2 separate regions of the Homo sapiens genome follow, and region 1 is linked to region 2. A link is a contact called in ENCODE Hi-C data. All regions are on one chromosome and are shown on one strand. Each heading gives the region's core, a stretch centred on a gene start or an enhancer-like site at or near the end of the contact. The rest is flanking DNA. Distances are from core to core; before and after follow the strand shown.

What was found. Hi-C counts contacts between places; a loop is a spot of excess contacts on that map. Pooled maps may share reads with other maps.
Region 1: a loop to region 2 is called in a pooled map, with 7 times the contacts of the local background. The contact joins the promoter of OPA1 here to the promoter of CCDC50 in region 2. A Hi-C loop is called at or near these places in 6 of 50 pooled maps.

The regions. Positions count from the first base shown.
Region 1 is chr3:193,591,909-193,595,285 of GRCh38, forward strand. It overlaps OPA1 (OPA1 mitochondrial dynamin like GTPase), which reads left to right and starts at 1,300. Exons shown (of 31, transcript NM_130837.3): 1 at 1,300-1,501. The coding sequence starts at 1,470. It also overlaps a transcript of ATP13A4 not described here. RefSeq lists enhancers at 962-1,613, 1,009-1,078, 1,129-1,178, 1,614-2,265, 1,779-1,858 and a silencer at 1,399-1,548.
Region 2 is chr3:191,327,269-191,330,643 of GRCh38, forward strand. It overlaps CCDC50 (coiled-coil domain containing 50), which reads left to right and starts at 2,126. Exons shown (of 12, transcript NM_178335.3): 1 at 2,126-2,455. The coding sequence starts at 2,407. UTS2B (urotensin 2B) reads right to left here and starts at 3,258. Exons shown (of 9, transcript NM_198152.5): 1 at 3,146-3,258; 2 at 1,363-1,441. RefSeq lists enhancers at 1,693-2,294, 2,295-2,895 and silencers at 1,822-1,901, 2,002-2,281.

The DNA.
Region 1 (3,377 bases), core at 50-2,549, 2.3 Mb after region 2:
ACAGTTTGCACAGGTTGGTACAGCAAATTGCTCTCTGGACCTGCCATTGAAACAGTCACCACAATAAATAAAGAAAATTCTAAGAGTCCTGCATTTGGGAAGTTTACTATCAATGGCTAGGTCTACTCTTGGTGGTATTGTGAGTGCATGGGTCCAGACTTATGATTCTGACAATTAAGGGAAAAGGAATTGTCTTTATGCTCTGTGTATTTGTGTATGTGTGTGGCATGGGTGGGGGGCGGGTAGTGGGGAGGAGGTGAAAGGTCCCTGAAGTAAAGAGGATGCACAGGACCCTTTTATTTTAGTCCCTAAAAATTGGCTTCATAACCGTTCACAGGCCACATCCCTTTTACGGGCCCTGGTTTCCTTACAAAACATAAAAGGTTTGTGTTGGAAGGGGAAAGGAGTATTTAAAGTGATGGAGGAGAGGAGCTCAAGATGGCTGAGATCTGGGCCTGTCCAACATTGAGAAATTTGGGAGGGGAGCCATCAAAGAAGCCTGGGAGCAGCAGTTCCAGGGAAAAAGGAGAATGTGATGGCCAGAGAGCCAAAAGAAAAAGTAGTTGAAGGAGTGCTCAGCACTAGGCATCTGAACTGAATGCTGTGGCAGGCTCACTGGCCACAAACAATAGGGAGCTGGTGGAGGCCTTGACGAGGACCATTTCAACAAACTGGTGGGCTTAAAATCCGGAAGAAACAGTTGAACAAATCATTTTGACGCCTTTTATAAACCACACAAGCTTATTCCAAACCCGTTACTGGCCTAACTGATTTAAGTCCCTTTCCCATCTGATCCTCAGAGATTCTAAGGGACTTAGCCTATCCATGACTCTTCGTCCTGCTTCTCACCTCCCATGATTGCCCTAACGATGTGAAAGTGCTTTCAAACAAAGATGCCCAAGAAAGAAGGTAGGCAAATGTGCAAGCATTAGTTTGTAGTACGCTATTACTGTATTTCACCTTGCACTCTCTAGTTTCCTTCGTGCTCCCTCAATATCCAACTCTTAATAAATTCATGGCTCCCGGTGAGCATTCATCAATTCTCATTCCACGCCTTTAGCCCTTCCCGTTCCCGCCCAACTCTCGCTCCCTCCCCTGGCCAAATCTCTAACCTGCAAGGCTAATTCCGAATTCCAAATCGGAAGCAAGAGGGCGGGGCCCCGTGAGAGGCGATGGATTGCTCCAGTCCGTTCCCGACGCACTGTGCGCATGCGCTGGTCCTCCGCGGACCGTTCGTGCTGCCCGCCTAGAAAGGGTGAAGTGGTTGTTTCCGTGACGGACTGAGTACGGGTGCCTGTCAGGCTCTTGCGGAAGTCCATGCGCCATTGGGAGGGCCTCGGCCGCGGCTCTGTGCCCTTGCTGCTGAGGGCCACTTCCTGGGTCATTCCTGGACCGGGAGCCGGGCTGGGGCTCACACGGGGGCTCCCGCGTGGCCGTCTCGGCGCCTGCGTGACCTCCCCGCCGGCGGGATGTGGCGACTACGTCGGGCCGCTGTGGCCTGGTAAGTGCAGGCTCTAATCTGGCCCCGTTAATTCTGGGGCCTCTTGAGAGTGGGGCTGTCTTATCTCTATCTCCAAAAATGTGCAGGTGACTCTCAGGCCAGGCCGACGGCAGTTGGAGAATTCCCAGATGTTCTTGAGGACCCAGAATGACAGGAGCCCTGGCTGGGCTTACGTTCGGAGCCGGCTTCAATACTGGCCCTTTTCTCTGGCCCTACCCAACCCGAAAATTCTGGACGCCTCTCAATCTTGGCCCGTCTCTATTGTCCTTTTGTCTCTGCCCTTTACACCCTTGTGTCTTCAGTGTTCTGTCTGTCTCTGGTTGCCTCTTTTGCCTTTTTTCTGTCCTCTCCCTGCCAGGTTTGGCTCTGTCCATGAGTCACCTCTCTCCACATTTCTCCTAACTCTCGGTGTCTTCTTTTTCTTCCATTTCCACGCCATGTGTACATTGCATCTTCAGGTACCTGGGCTCTTCTATCGGGGAAAGGGGCGTCCGTCTCTTTCCCTAGCCCGCTGATAGAAGTCAGAACTAGAGCAATGACGCACACGGTGTCAGAGACGGTGATTCGAGATGCCCTTTCAATAGCAGCTTTTTTCTGTGTTTCGGGAGGGAGACTTACTTTTTGATGCAAGGTCGTGAACGTGGCACCACCTTTCTAATCTCAATCATTGTTGCCCTGGGGTGGTTTAATTCTAAATAGAAAATCATAGAAATCTTTTCATTTCTGTGCGTTACTATATGCATTGTAATGAGATTAAATTGGATTTTATAGGAAATTTTGTTCTAGTATCATTAGATACCTTCAAGCTTAGCTCATTGTTGCAGGCATTTGATAGGAAGTAAGATGCATCAAGCAAAATTGGAAAAACGTGGTTTTCCTGAATTAACTTCTAAGCAGTTGTTTTGAATTTTTTCCAGACCTTTTTAAGTGGTATAGATAATTTATCGTGTTTATAAGGAATGGAATGCATTCGTTAGTTTGTTTTTGTTTTGTTTTGAGACGGAGTCTTGCTCTGTCGTCCAGGCTGGAGTGCAGTAGCGCTATCTCGGCTCACTGCAACCTCCGCCTCCCAGGTTCAAGCAATTCTCCTGTCTCCGCCTCCGGAGTAGCTGGAATTACAGGCACGCGCCAGCACGCCTAGCTAATTTTTGTATTTTTAGTAGAGAGGGGGTTTCACCATTTTGGCCAGGCTGGTCTCGAACTCCTGACCTCATGTGATCCACCCTCCTCGACTTCCCAAAGTGCTGGGATTACAACCGTGAGCCACCGCGCCCGGCCCAATTTGTTTTATATAGGTTAACTGGAGTCCAAAATACAGAACTAGATGAGATAACAATAGTTAACAGTGTTAGTCAGTTAGAATTATTGCATAGGTATTTTTAATCTCATGGAATTTTAGTCTTTGAGTAAGTTCACAGCCCTTGGTATTAAAGTAAGTTATTTACAACCCTTGCATTTCTACTTCTCAATATTTAGTGAGGAAACATATCTGATTTTCTTTAAATAAAAAGAGAAAAGACTGCAGAAGATAGCATTCTCTGTTGGAGCAATTAAGATGTATAAGAAGAACTACAAAGACGGAGTTTTAAAACAAACTGATTTATAAGTGGTATTTATTTAATTGGCTGTCATTGGGCTAAATTATTTCTAAAGTTACCATGGATGCCATTGAGTCATGGCTTAAAAATGTCTCCTGGTGATGGCACAGTTTAGCTACCTAAAGAAGTAGAGATGTGGGAAGCCAGAAGCCCCAAGCTCTGCAGTTTTTCTTTTGCTATAGTTCCTTTGCATGTTGTGAAAGAATACAGTTAAATTCCTGCTCCCTAACAGATGAGAGCATAAGCATTTCTTTGGGCATACATATGTAAATACATGC
Region 2 (3,375 bases), core at 876-3,375:
GCGGATCACTTGAGGCCAGGAGTTCCAGACCAGCCTGGCCAACATGCCAAAACCCTGCCTCTACTAAAAATACAAAAGATTAGCCAGGCGTTGTGGTGCACACCTGTAATCCCAGCTACTCGGGAGGCTGAGGCACGAGAATCACTGGAACCTGGGAGGCAGAAGTTGCAGTGAGCCAAAAGGAACTAGGGGAAGCCATCACACTCTAGGCCTGAAGGGACACTGGAAACAAATTGTTTTATTAGAGACCCATGAGAGCTGAGGCCATGGAAAAGAGGCCTCTACACAGGCCCTGTAGTCATAGAGGGACAGGACTGTGGCCAAAATTTTGGGTTAAAGGAAAGAAGAATACTCTGATATTTCTCTCCTCCCTTCTTTTGATTTTCTGCCAGTGCTTCCCATTGGTCAATCACAACAGGAAGCCACAGGTCAAAGGGGCCTAGTGATTTATCTGTAGGCATCCAAAGGCACGGCTTGGTAGAGAAGTAGAAACGATAGATTTGGGGAGGGAAACAGAAAATACTGCTGTTATAAATATTCTCTAGACCACAGGAAGTTAAAAAAAATTACTAGATTACAGGACAATTAAAAAATTCCCATAAATCTACCTTTCTAATACCACTTCCTTCTTATTCCCACATTTAACCTGCTGAGTGTTATCTCTGCCTAGCACTGGGGTGGGTAAACTTTTCCTGTAAAGCATATTTTAGACTTTGAGGCTTAAGAGGCAAGGTCGAAAATATTATGTCCTATTTATGTAGTGATTTGAAATGTAATTATTTGAACATATAAAAAACAGTCATTCAAATTCAGTGGCGTAGATTTGGCCTGTGGGCTATACTTTGCTACCCTCTGGCCTTGAAAGTCTTCTAAATTTTTGCTAGCCTAAAATCCACCTACTTTTCAATGTCAAGTTCAAATAAAACCTCCCCTACGTGGCCTCTCATACTGGGACTCTGAGCTGTGAGTGACAGAAAATCAACTATTACTAGCTTAAGCAAAACTGAGGATAAGTTGAGAGTTTGCGGGTTGTAGATCCCAGAATCCAGGAGTTGCTGAAATGCCAGCTGCTCTGGGGATATCCTGCTTTGCTACTGTGGTAACATCAGAACATGCCCTCTTCATCTCCCTTTCTCTTCTCTTTGCTTCTGTCTTCAGTTTGGCCTCATCATCTCCTAGAGGCAGATCTTTTCCACAAGAAACAGAATATGTAACTCTTTATGTACCCAGGAAAGTATTCTGTTTGACCTGTCTTGGTCACCCAGCCACCCTTCGATGAACCCATGTCGGTGGAGGAAGGGGGAAGAGTGATGGGGTAGTCTCGAGGTTCAGACATGGCACACGTTTGGGAGAGAAGCTCACCTCTGAGGAGTGGGGAAAGAGGCAGTTTCCCAAAAGGAGGATGCATTCTGTTGCCAGGAGATGAAACAGGAGAGGTTGTCTATTTTAGAGAGATAGAAATGTCACAATTACAATCCAATGTGTGCAGCGCTATAACAGAGATAAGTCTGACGCCTCGTTATCACCCACAGTACCTAACATCACACTTGGTAGACACATTCATGCGATTTTGATGAATGAATGACTCAGTTCTCCCAGCTGATTGTGTACACACTCTACTCCAAACTGGCCCAGAATTTTATCAGCTGCTCTTCATTCTGTACGTTGTATTTGGGGTTTTTATGGCCATCTACCATCTCTCCTCTAATTCCGGGTGCAAAAAGAGTGTATGAGAGAGAGGCAAGCATGCAGTAAACATCCTGTGTTAATCTCAATCCCAGAACCAGACCACAGAATGCTGACTACACCGCTCACGGGAAAGACTATGTTTTAGGTGACCCGTGTGGCCTTTTTGTTGAGGCCTTTAGGATACAAGGCCCCCACCTAAAGACGCGACCCTCCCGTAGGAGGGGGGCAGGGCCCGGGGGCGGGAGCACAGCGGGGCCCCAGCCTCAGGCGGCGCGTCACTGAGCACAAAGGAGACAACAGCGAGGCGGCAGCGGGCGCTGATCTTCGCTCGCCAGCCACTCGCAATTGCGGTTACAGACCTGCAGCTCCCCCTCCCCCAGCCGGCCCGCCCGCCTTTCTGTCTCCTCTCTCCCTCCGTACTGGACGGCCCCGGTCCATTTCCGGGCTCCGGATATTTGGTATCGATTGGGGCCGGGGACGCGGAGCAGGTGGCCGCGGCGGGGCAGCTGGGCCGCCAGCTTGGTGCCTCGGGGACCGTCTCCCGCTGCTTTGGTCACCAGCCCCTGCCCGCCCGACCCGCTCCGTTCTCCGGCCTGCGAGCCCTGCCGGCCGGACTTTGCGCCGCGTCCGGCGCTGCTGCTGCGCTCGGGGCCCCGCTCGGCGCCGGCGGTGACCGGGAAGCCCGCGTTAAAGGGGCAACCGGGACCCTGGCCCGGTATGGCTGAAGTCAGCATCGACCAGTCCAAGCTGCCTGGAGTCAAGGAAGGTAAGGGCCCCGGAGGGAGAGCGCGCGGGACCCTCCCCTCTCCCAGCCCGAGGTTCTCTCAGGTCAGGGGCGTTGCCATTTCGGCTCCCGCGGCCCTCGCCCGGTGCCCGCCCTGCGTTGGCCTTGCCCGGACGTGAAAGGAATTGAATTCAGGTTCTAGTGTGGGACGTTGGGCAAGTCTCCGACGTTCCAAGCCCGTTTTTTCTCAAGGGGGTGGTTGGGGGGGGGGGGGGCTAGCAGCAGCCCCAGCAAGTAGGTGGCTGTGCCCGTGTTCTCGTGCATCGCAAAGCCTCAGTGGACGCTGAGAGCCGGGTGAATCTGACTTACTCCGCTTCTAAAAAATCGAGGCCCAGCCTGGCTGGCTTGAAGGCTGGGAAGTGGAGAGGGGTTGACATTCAGTTCCGTGTGGAGCCTTTGTTTTGAAACATGACTCTTTCCCTCCTTCTCTCCCTACTTTTCCTAGGCCGGCGTCTGGCTGGCTGACTTTCCCACCTTCCTCAAGGTTTAAAAGTTTAGTCTTGGCTGTGTTCTGCGCGGGCGGGAAGCCACTATAAGCATTTTCTTACAAACAAAACACACACACACACACACACACACACACACACAATAGTGAGCGAGGGGAACAGGGGACTGATGGCCTTGTCATTGCTTTTTGTACCAATGTCCAGGAAAGTAGAGATTAGTACTGACCTGGCTTTAGCTGACAGCAAGTAGCCTTTTGACTTCCCTTCTCTTGTTTTTCCACTAGCTGCCTCAGGACCTAGCTTTTTTTTGCTGAGATCTTAGGTGCTGGATCGCCTTATGCCTTGAGTTATCTTTGTTTATTCTTTGGTCCTAGGAAGCATAGACGTTCCAGAGTGCTGACGCAGACCCCTAAGTTCCAAGGGCTTTGCAAAATCGGCTTCTGTTGTGAATGTCAT